Linked DNA regions of Homo sapiens: region 2 is linked to region 1. Evidence: read pairs that join two places in POLR2A ChIA-PET (ENCODE). Cell type or tissue: A673. All regions are shown on one strand.

Region 1 (5,000 bases):
TTAAAAAATAGGTTTTAATATCTGATAGCATAAGACCCTTCAGCTGTATTTTTCTTCAGGATTGCCTTTGGCTATTCTTGGCCCATTATATTTCCATATAAATTTTAGAATCAGCCTGTCAGTTTTTGTAAAAAAATAAAAAATAAAAATAAAAAAACCCTACTGAGACTTTGATTGAAATTGCTTTGAAGCTATAAATTAATCTGGGGAAACTTAACATCTTTACAATCAATATTGAATCTTCCAATCCGTGAACATTTATTGCTTGCCTTCTAAATGAATCAAGCAACTTCTCATCTCGTTCTGTGCTCTAGGACTGATTTTACAAAATGAGAATTATCTGTTTCTTCAGAGTATAGCTAAATTGGCCTTTCCTGGGGAAAAGAGACTGAATGTTGTCTATCAGCTCAATTTCTTTTATGGTTATTGCTCAGGTACAATTTTCTATTTTGATAACTTTTTTATTCTGAAAGGCAGTGTAATATAGTTAAAGATATGGGCTCTGGAGCTGGATAACCTAAGAAATCCTAGGTCAGCTATTTATTAGTTATATTAGTTAATGTGACTTTGAGCAGGTTACTTAACTTGTCTAAGCTTCAGTTTTCTCCATATTAAATAAAAATAACAGTAACTATCTCGTAAGGTAGTTATGAGTACTAAATGATTTAATATAAGTGAATTACTTAGATGAGTACCTGACACATTGTAAACACTCAGTAAATGTTACCTTTTATTAAATTTTTCCAACAAATTGCTTTTTATCTAGGTTTTCAAAATTATTGATATATTCTTAGTAGTCTCTTTAGTTTCATTTATAGCACAAATTAGATCTGATTGTTGTTATGTTTTTCTTTTTGTTTTGCATAGATGTGCTGGAGTTTCAACTTACCAGATAGACTTTTCTTTTTTTTGAGACAGAGTTCCACTCTGTTAGCCTTGTCGCCCAGGCTGGAGTGCAATGGCAGGATCTTGGCTTGCTGCAACCTCTGCCTCCTGGGTTCAAGCAATTCTCCTGCCTCAGCCTCCCGAGTAGCTGGGATTACAGGCACCCATCACCATGCCCAGCTAATTTTTGTATTTCTAGTAGAGATGGGGTTTCACCATGTTGGCCAGGCTGGTCTTGAACTCCTGACCTCGGGTGATCCACCCACCTCGGCCTACCAAAGTGCTGGGATTACAGATGTGAGCCACCGTGCCTGGCCTCAGGTAGACTTTTCAAAAAACTAGTTGGTTTTGTTTGGTCAGTTCTATTGAATTTGTTTGTGGTTTTAAATTTTTTTAAAATTTCTACTTTTATCTATTTCCATTCATCTATTTGTGTTTATTTTGCTATTTTTGTTCTGTTTTTTTTAGCTTCTTGAGTTAAAAACCTAAATGCCCAAAATAACTTGTAAGGCTATAAATTTCCCTGAGTATTGCTTCAGTTGTATCACGAAAGTTTTGAAATGTAGTTTGTCTCATGGTTGTATAAGTTCCATTTTTATTTCTTATTTAATACCCAAGTATATAGTTGAGGGATTGATGTTATCATTGGTGATTATTTTTCTCCCTGTGTCCCTCAGACCCATAATTCCACCCTGATCATTATGGACTGCATCACTGCATTCCCTTGTCCTCTGGGTTCCATTTAGGTTCGGCCAGTGGGAAGGACCTGCAGATCAGAGGATGGAGGAAAGAGCGCCAGAGAGGTTTGGGTGTTTCTTGTCTGAATTCTTTCCCTCTACGGCTACTATTTGTTAGTGATTGCATTCCTGTACCTAAAGCCACAACTTTTTTTTTTTTTTTGACAGGGTCTTGCACTGTTGCCTAGGCTGGAATGCAGTGTTAACCATCATAACTCACTGCAGCCTCCAACTCCTGGCTCAGGTGATCCTACCACTTCAGCCTCTCAAGTAGCTGGGACTACAGGCAGGTGCCACCATGTCCAGCTAACCTGTAACTCTTATCACGGGATTCTTCTTGGGAAAGGCTAGGAGCAGCCATCTTATTTCCTGTGTTTGGGCTTTACCACCTATGAGACCTGTAACCCCCTCTACCCCTATTACCACTTTCATTCAACTTAGATCTCAGGCCACTGACTGAGAAAGGCCTTCTTTTGAAGAGCTGAAAGCTTGTAAGGCATGTTTTCTTGCCATCTACCACTTGATTACTCAGCCAGTGGAACATATTTCAGGTTCTGCTGAGTCAGCCCTACTTCTAGATACTAAGTACTGTGTCACCCATACATCCTAATGCACAGTGACTGGTTTTTGGCACCAGGGACTTGTTTCGTGGAAGACAGTTTTTCCAGATGGAGGATGGTTTCAGGATGAAACTGTTCCACCTGAGATCATCAGGCATTAGTTAGATTCTCATAAGGAGCTCACAACCTAGATCTCTCACATGCACATTTCACAATAGGGTTCCTGCTCCTATGAGAATCTAATGCTGCCACTGATCTGACAGGAGGCGGAGCTCTGATAGTAACGCTTGCTCACCCACTGGCCCACCATCCTGCTGGCCTCGGGCTGTATTCCTAACAGGCCATGGACCGGTACCAGTGCTGTGCAGGCCTGGGGGTTGAGGACCCCTGTTAATGCAGTAAACAGGAACCTGTCTATGTGCCATAAGCAGAAAGGAATTTAACATAGGGAATTAATGGTTAGATTATCATCGGAAGGCCTACAGGATCAAGCTCTATCAAAGTTGCTATATGCTCATGAAGACAAGAGCACGTGATCATGATCATAGTTACAATCCAGGAATTAGAAGCCATCACCACTTTGGGAGTCCGAGGCGGGCGGATCACCAGGTCAGGAGATTGAGACCTTCCTGGCTAATGCTGTGAAACCCCATCTCTAGTAAAAATACAAAAAGAAATTAGCCGGGCTTGGTGGCGGGCGCCTGTAGTCCCAGCTACTCGGGAGGCTGAGGCAGGAGAATGGCGTAAACCCAGGAGGCTGAGCTTGCAGTGAGCCAAGATCGCGCCACTGCACTCCAGCGTGGGCGATAGAGCAAGACTCTGTCTCAAACAAAACAAAACAAAACAAAACAAAACAAAAGCCATCACCACATCTGCCTCTCAATAACCTAACAAAGTGATACCTTGGTATTGGAACTTGGAGTCTCTCCACTGTCTCTACCACACCTGCAGCTGTGTTATCAAGAAGCTGGAGAATCCATATTGGAATACTGCTATAGAAACATTTTGCCTCCACAGCTTTGTTTCATAGCAAAAAAAAAAAAAAAAAAAAAAAAAAAAAAAAGAGAGAGAAGGATGGAGGGAAGAGAAGGAATGAGAGAACAGACAAATGAAAGAACAAGGCCAGCAGTGGGGGGATCACTTGAGGCCAGCAGTTTGAGACCAGCTTGGGCAATATAGAGAGACCTTGTTTCTACAAAAAATTATTTTAAAGAATTAGCTGGGCATGGTGGCATGCATCTCTAGCCCTAGCTACTCAGGAGGCTGACGCAGGAGGATTGCTTAAACCCAGGAGTTCAAGGCTGTGATGAGCTTTGATGAGGCCACTGCACTCTGCCTTGGTGACAGATTGAGACTTTGCCTTTATTTAAAAAAAAAAAAAAAAAAGAACAGTTGAAACAAAAGCCAAAGAAGCAAAAAGTGGACTTCTGCTCTTCTTCCACCTTCCAAATCTCTTACACCATACACCTACTTGGGGAAACCCTGATTTATATCTAGAATCCTAGCTGCAAGATAATTTGGGAAATTTCAGATGTAGCTTTCCTGCCTCTGTAACACAAGAGATACATTGGAAGAAGGATTATAGAATAGAGATTGAACAAGCCAAGCCAATTTACCATATCTATCTTAGGGCTGAACCTCTCTTCCCCTAAGAAAATTTAACTGTGATTTTTTTTTTTTTGGTATATTTGTTGTAATACTGTTATTTTAATGATCTTCAGATAGAAATCAGAGTCATTCATGTATTGAGACTTACCTAGAGAATTACATGCTGCATGAAAGTTAAAAACTTAAATCATGCAGAGTTTTGGATAATATTCCAACAACATCCCTTCCCTTAAAACAAACTCTTTGAGGTATCTTGTTTTAATTTCTGTTTCTTGGATTATTTGTAAATTTTACTGTACTATATTTTGGGTCATTTGTATTTCTCCTTCCAGTGATCACTTTGAGTCCTCTTAGTCTGAGAGGACTAGATGTGCACTGAAAGATGATAATATAAGAGAAGGACTAAGGGAGGAAAGAAAGAGTGAAGTGCCCAGGCCCAATTCCCATTTCTTGCCCTAGAATCTGATTACCCATTTTATCAGAGCTAGATTCCGTATGTACTTTCAATGTTAATTCCATTATATTGGAGCCTGACTCCTCCTCCTATAAGATCATTTGTTTTAATTAGAATCTTCTACCATCATTCTACTCTAAGAGGCTGAATTGAGAAGGACAGTATAACCTCAGTCTTGGACCTCTCAGGCTAAACAGCAACAGAACAAAGTTTAGAAAATGATGGATACTATGTCTAATGTGAATATTAACAAAATAAGCATGAAATACCAAGATTGTTGTTTTACTCTGTTATCGTCATCATTAATTACAGTGTTTTGAGAGTAAGAATTCTCCAATTACTTTAGAAAGGTATTAAAGTTCTGATGTTGCTTTCTTAACTGTTTTTTAGACAGGGTCTCACTCTGTCACCAGGCTGGCCTCCAATAGAACAATCACTGTTCACTGCAGCCTCCACTTCCCAGGCTCAGGTGATTATCTCATCTCAGCCTCCCAAGTAGCTGGGACTACAGGCATGTGCCATCATGCCCTACTAATTTTTTCTTTTTTTTTTTTTTTTTTGAGATGGAATTTTGTTTTGCTCTTGTCGCCCAGGCTGGAGTGCAATGGCGTGATCTCGGGTCACTGCAACCTCCACCTCCCGGGTTCAAGCGATTCTCCTGCCTCAGCCTCCCAAGTAGCTGGGATTACAGGTGCATGCCACCACACCCTGCTAATTTTTGTATTTTTAGTAGAGATGGGGTTTCGCCATGTTGGC
Region 2 (5,000 bases), 52 kb before region 1:
ACAGTAGGTTCCTCTTATCCTGTTAGAACATAGGCTAGGCCGGGCAGGGTGGCTCATGCCTGTAGTGTTAGCACTTTGGGAGGCCCGAGGTGTGTGGATTACCTGAGGTCAGGAGTTCGAGACCAGCCTGGCCAACATAGTGAAACCCCGTCTCTACTAAAAATACAAAAATTAGCTGGGTATGGTGATGGGTGCCTGTAATTCCAGCTCCTCAGGAGGCTGAGGCAGGAGGATCACTTGAACCCGGGAGGCAGAGGTTGCAGTGAGCCGAGATCGCGCCATTGTACTCCAGCCTGGGCAACAAGAGCGAAACTCCTTCTCAAAAGAAAAGAACGTTGGCTACATAGAAGCTTAGAACCTGAGTACTGCTTATCTCTAGTAAATACCAGTGGTACCTGGAACATAGTGCAAATTCTATAAACATTTGTAGAATCTATGTCCATGAAGCTGCAACATGGAAAACGAGCTTTCAAATTAAAGCAAGACAGACACCAGTAAGACACAAAAGGAATTACTTGATAGTCAAAGTAAAATCTATACATTGCTGAGTGCTGTGGGTCTTTAAGAAGAGAGTCACTCATCTGTCTTAGGGGTTTTACAAATTCACTAGCCTAAGTAATTTATAGTGGTTATTCCCAACACCATGATTTAATACTTCACAGCATAGAAATGAAGTCTGGCTAGTTATAAATAAATGATCACTGAGCTATTATGTGCCGATCAATATTCTAATGCTTTCCATGTATCAGATTATTTAATCTTCACAATTCTATGAGTACTATTCTTTTTTTTATCTATAAAATGGTACTCTTTAGTCCCAAAAGGTTAAATAATTGGCCCAAAGTTGACCAGATCATAGCTGGTGGATCTGGGACTTAAATTCAGACTGCTGCACGTGGGCCATTCATTTAAGCCTGAAGATAAATTTAAACAGGGCAAAAATATTAAACAGGAAGAACAATAGATTGATAAAATTATGGCACAGGAATTAGGCGAAATTATGGCACATGAATTTTCTCCATGGCTTGCTATGCTATGTGGATCTTTTCAAATTCCATATTGCTGTAACATTCCTGGGGATATTGTTGATGTACTAACTTTTTCCCTTTAATAATGTCTCTTAAAAAATGTGGTTTCAAATGAAAGAGATAAATATATTCATGCCAAACTAGAGAGACATTATAATGAACCCCTGCATCATGCATCTTTTTTGAGACGGAGTCTCACTCTGTCACCCAGGCTGGAGTGCAGTGGCGTGATCTCGGCTCACTGCAAGCTCCGCCTCCCGGGTTCACGCCATTCTCCCGCCTCAGCCTCCTGAGTGGCTGGGACTACAGGTGCCCACCACCATGGTCGGCTAATTTTTTGTATTTTTAGTAGAGATGGGGTTTCACTGCATTAGCCAGGATGGTCTTGATCTCCTGACCTCATGATCCACCCCCCTCGGTCTCCCAAAGTGCTGGGATTATAGGTGTGAACCACCGTGCCCAGCCCTCATGCATCTTAAACAACTCTGAACACATAGACAATCTTCATGTATGCTGTGCTCCCCCCAAACTCATACACACACTGGATTATTTCAAAGCAAATGATGATGTACTATTAACAGCCATCTTTATTCTTTCCCAAAATAATTTGAGTCTAAAATGCATATAATTTCTTTATTTCAAAAAAATCTACAAAAAATTGGTAGCAGTACAGGGAACAATTCTAAGGGGGGGGGGGTTGTTATCAAAAAGCAAGCCATTGGACATTAGGAAAAAGAATTTCTTTGCCTGGCACCATGGCTCACGCCTGTAATCCCAGCACTTTGGGAGGCTGAGGCGGGTGGATCACTTGAGGTCAGGAGTTTGAGGCCAGCCTGGCCAACATAGTGAAACCCCGTCTCTACTAAAAACACAAAAATTAGCCAGGCGTGGTGGCAGGTGTCTGTAATGCCAGGCACTTGGGATGCTGAGGCAGGAGGATGGCTTGAACCCGGGAGGTAAAGGTTGCAGTGAGCTGAGATGGCGCCATTGCACTCCAGCCTGGGCAACAGAGCAAGACTCTGTCTCAAAATAATAATTTCTCAAAAATCACTAAGTAATCTCTAAGTGATACATACTTGGTAACATGAGAATATTTTAGGTGCCACATTATAGCAGGAATTAAATTTAAATTTTGAAAGTGTTTTATAAGTTTTAAGAAAACTCACAAGGGTTTCTGTGCCTATTATGCAGACAAATATCATTCCCAAGCATAGGGAGAGGTCAAGAAGCAATTAAGTACCAAAGTATACCTGTTTATCTTCCAGTGGGTCAGGCTCTCCTTTACTTGACTCAGAGCTGACATCATCTTCATCAGAACTGTTGATGATTTCCTCCTCATCAGAGGGAAGGTCACCAAGACCAAGATCATTCTGTTCCTCCTGGGATGCTCCTGAACTGCATTCAACAGAAAGCAGGTATTAGTCACCTTCAATAATAAGAAGTGCTAGCAAAACAAAAACCAAATCAACATCTTATCTTCATAATGCAAACAAGATATATCTAAGGGATGTGGAAGAATGAAAAGACCCAGATCAGCCAACTTTCCCTTCCTTCACCCTGTCTCAGCTGCCAAAAACTCAAATTAATTTTTTGAATTTTTAATGTTAAGAAGGTGGGTGGGAAGCAAGTTTCCCAGCTGCTCCCATCCTATGCTTCTATATATCCCTCCCAAAGAAGATCAGGTCTCTACTCCTAGAATAAACTAAGAAGCTTTACAGAAAGTGAGCTGGTTTACCATAAAAGGCTGCCAGGTATACCAGAAGAATTGCTGTTTCCTTGGGCCTTGGTGTTTAAAACAACAACAAAAAACAAGTAACAAATCTATGAGGACTCGGGGGTAATAATGGTGACGACAATCAACAGTGCAGGTGCAACTGTGAACATGTACCCTGCTCTATGGTTATCACTGTTCTGTTCACAAGACATGGGGAGGAAGAGGAAATGTTACAAATTCTCAGATTATGCTCAAGACCTGCTGCATTAGAACTACGAGGGGCCCAGGGCCCAGCAATTTGCCCAGCAATTACAACTACCTGGGGCACAGGGCCTAGCAAATAATAAGTAAGCTTGTTTAATGCTTTCCAGGTGATTCTGATACAAGCTGAACTTGGAAAACCACAGAGCCAGGCCATTTACCAATTCCTCCTTGCCAGCCTGATATCATCAAGGTTCCTCCGTTTGTTTTAATATAGATCTCATGAATCTAAAAGCCACTGTTGCAATCCAATCTGTGGGGGGAATTCCATAGGAAAGTTCCCTAAGAAGAGATGAAAATAATTCCTTCTAGCATTGGCTGGAAAGATTCAGGAGCCAATTGCCTGTAGCAACTGCTTTTCTGTCGTAAGTCTACAAGAATATCTGCAGAATAGAAGAGTATAGGTGGGGTCAGTAAAAGATCCACAATCATCAGGAAAAACACTCAAGCAGAATAAGGAGACAGTTGCATTCCACTCTGGCAGGCTCTTTCAGCAGGTCACAGGCAGGTCACTCAACAGCCAAGGTTACAAGTTACGAGAATCTCTAATGGGAATCTTAAAAGCTAAAGATAAATTTTCTGCCAGTTCCTGATTACACATGGTAGGATACAGACTTGCCTCAGAAGCCATTCCTGGAGCCCAACTGTTACACAAACCAGCTGGCTGGAGGCACAGTGCCAAAAGGAACACCTCTCACTGCTAAAGACGGGGTTTTCCATTACTCAATGGCTGGGGCCTCTGGGAGTCATATCATAGCCTCGTAAGGTGGGTGCATACTTTATCACAGCTCCCCAAGACATGCAGGAGACTCACTCCCCGGGGGTAAGTGGTGGATAGAGGATAGCAACTTTCTGGTTAGATCACTGGCAGGATTCACTGTCTCTGGGTGCAGGGATAAGAGCCAACCCCGCCGGATAGTTAATTGTTGACTGAGATTAGCGAGAGCAAATGAGAGTTAACAGGGTGGACAGACTATAGGATCCAACCATATAGCTAGAAGAAAAGGTACCCCACCACTTGTTTTTATCGTAATTCCTTATCTCTTTATATCTTCTAAAACCCTGTTAACACAACACATGTTCAATTTCCAATCGGCAGCAGCATCACCTGGAAGCTCCTCAGAAAACACACGCTCAGGCCACCCACAACCCACCGAATCAGGATCCGTGCTGTAACAAAATCCCAGTCTATGTGTGAGAAGCTCTGCTCTAAAAGGCTTTTTGATCCAGCCCATCTGGGTACTGTTTTAGACTCCTAAGTATAATAGATTCAGATAGTTAGTAATAGGGCTGTGGCACCTATGAAGAAATTAGGTTTATTTGGCCAGGCGCGGTGGCTCACGCCTGTAATCCCAGCACTTTGGGAAGCTGAGGCGGGTGGATCACGAGGTCAGGAGATCGAGACCATCCTGGCTAACACGGTGAAACCCCGTCTCTACTAAAAATACAAAATATTAGCCAGGCATGGTGGAGGGCGCCTGTAGTCCCAGCTACTCGGGAGGCTGAGGCAGAGAATGGCGTGAACCCGGGAGGCGGAGCTTGCAGTGAGCCGAGGCTGCACCACTGCACTCCAGCCTGGGCGACAGAGTGAGACTCCATCTCCAAAAAAAAAAAAAAAAAAAAGAAATTAGGTTTATTTTGTCTGAAGAGAGGGGTGAAAGGTGTTTCTTGGTCAAACATCATTTGGAAGGCTATTATTAAGAATATAGTAACTAGGTGTTGCCACATCCATTAGGGATACAAGAGGGATTAAAGTACAAAGTGAACATCTGAAAACAAGAAAAAAGCTTTAAATATTAAAACTACATGAATCAAAACACAATGCCATGAAACAAGGAGAGATTTTGGTGTCTCTTCTGAATCCTTTAACTATCTCACTAAACTGCACTTGGTGGTAGACTTGTTTCCCTCATTAAAATGTAAATTTCCAAAGACAAGGAAATTGAAATTGTGTTTTCCAGCTGAATCCTCACCATACAGCCCAACACACAAGAGAC

Evidence for each region. Peaks named below come from ENCODE experiments on the same cell type or tissue, not always from the same donor. Only the 100,000 strongest peaks of a DNase experiment are listed, where the experiment ranks them.
Region 2: POLR2A ChIA-PET joins it to region 1 with 6 read pairs; 14 of 35 experiments call an interaction of 5 or more read pairs at or near these places.

The regions. Positions count from the first base shown.
Region 1 is chr12:95,222,549-95,227,548 of GRCh38, forward strand. The region is part of intron 1 of VEZT (vezatin, adherens junctions transmembrane protein); the gene reads left to right. Among named protein-coding and RNA genes, the nearest start is that of VEZT, 7.2 kb to the left of the region's middle. In A673, no CTCF peak of the experiment used is centred here; no DNase peak of the experiment used is centred here; H3K27ac peaks cover 999 bases.
Region 2 is chr12:95,170,322-95,175,321 of GRCh38, forward strand. It overlaps FGD6 (FYVE, RhoGEF and PH domain containing 6), which reads right to left. Exons shown (of 21, transcript NM_018351.4): 3 at 2,279-2,423. Among named protein-coding and RNA genes, the nearest start is that of FGD6, 45 kb to the right of the region's middle. In A673, no CTCF peak of the experiment used is centred here; no DNase peak of the experiment used is centred here.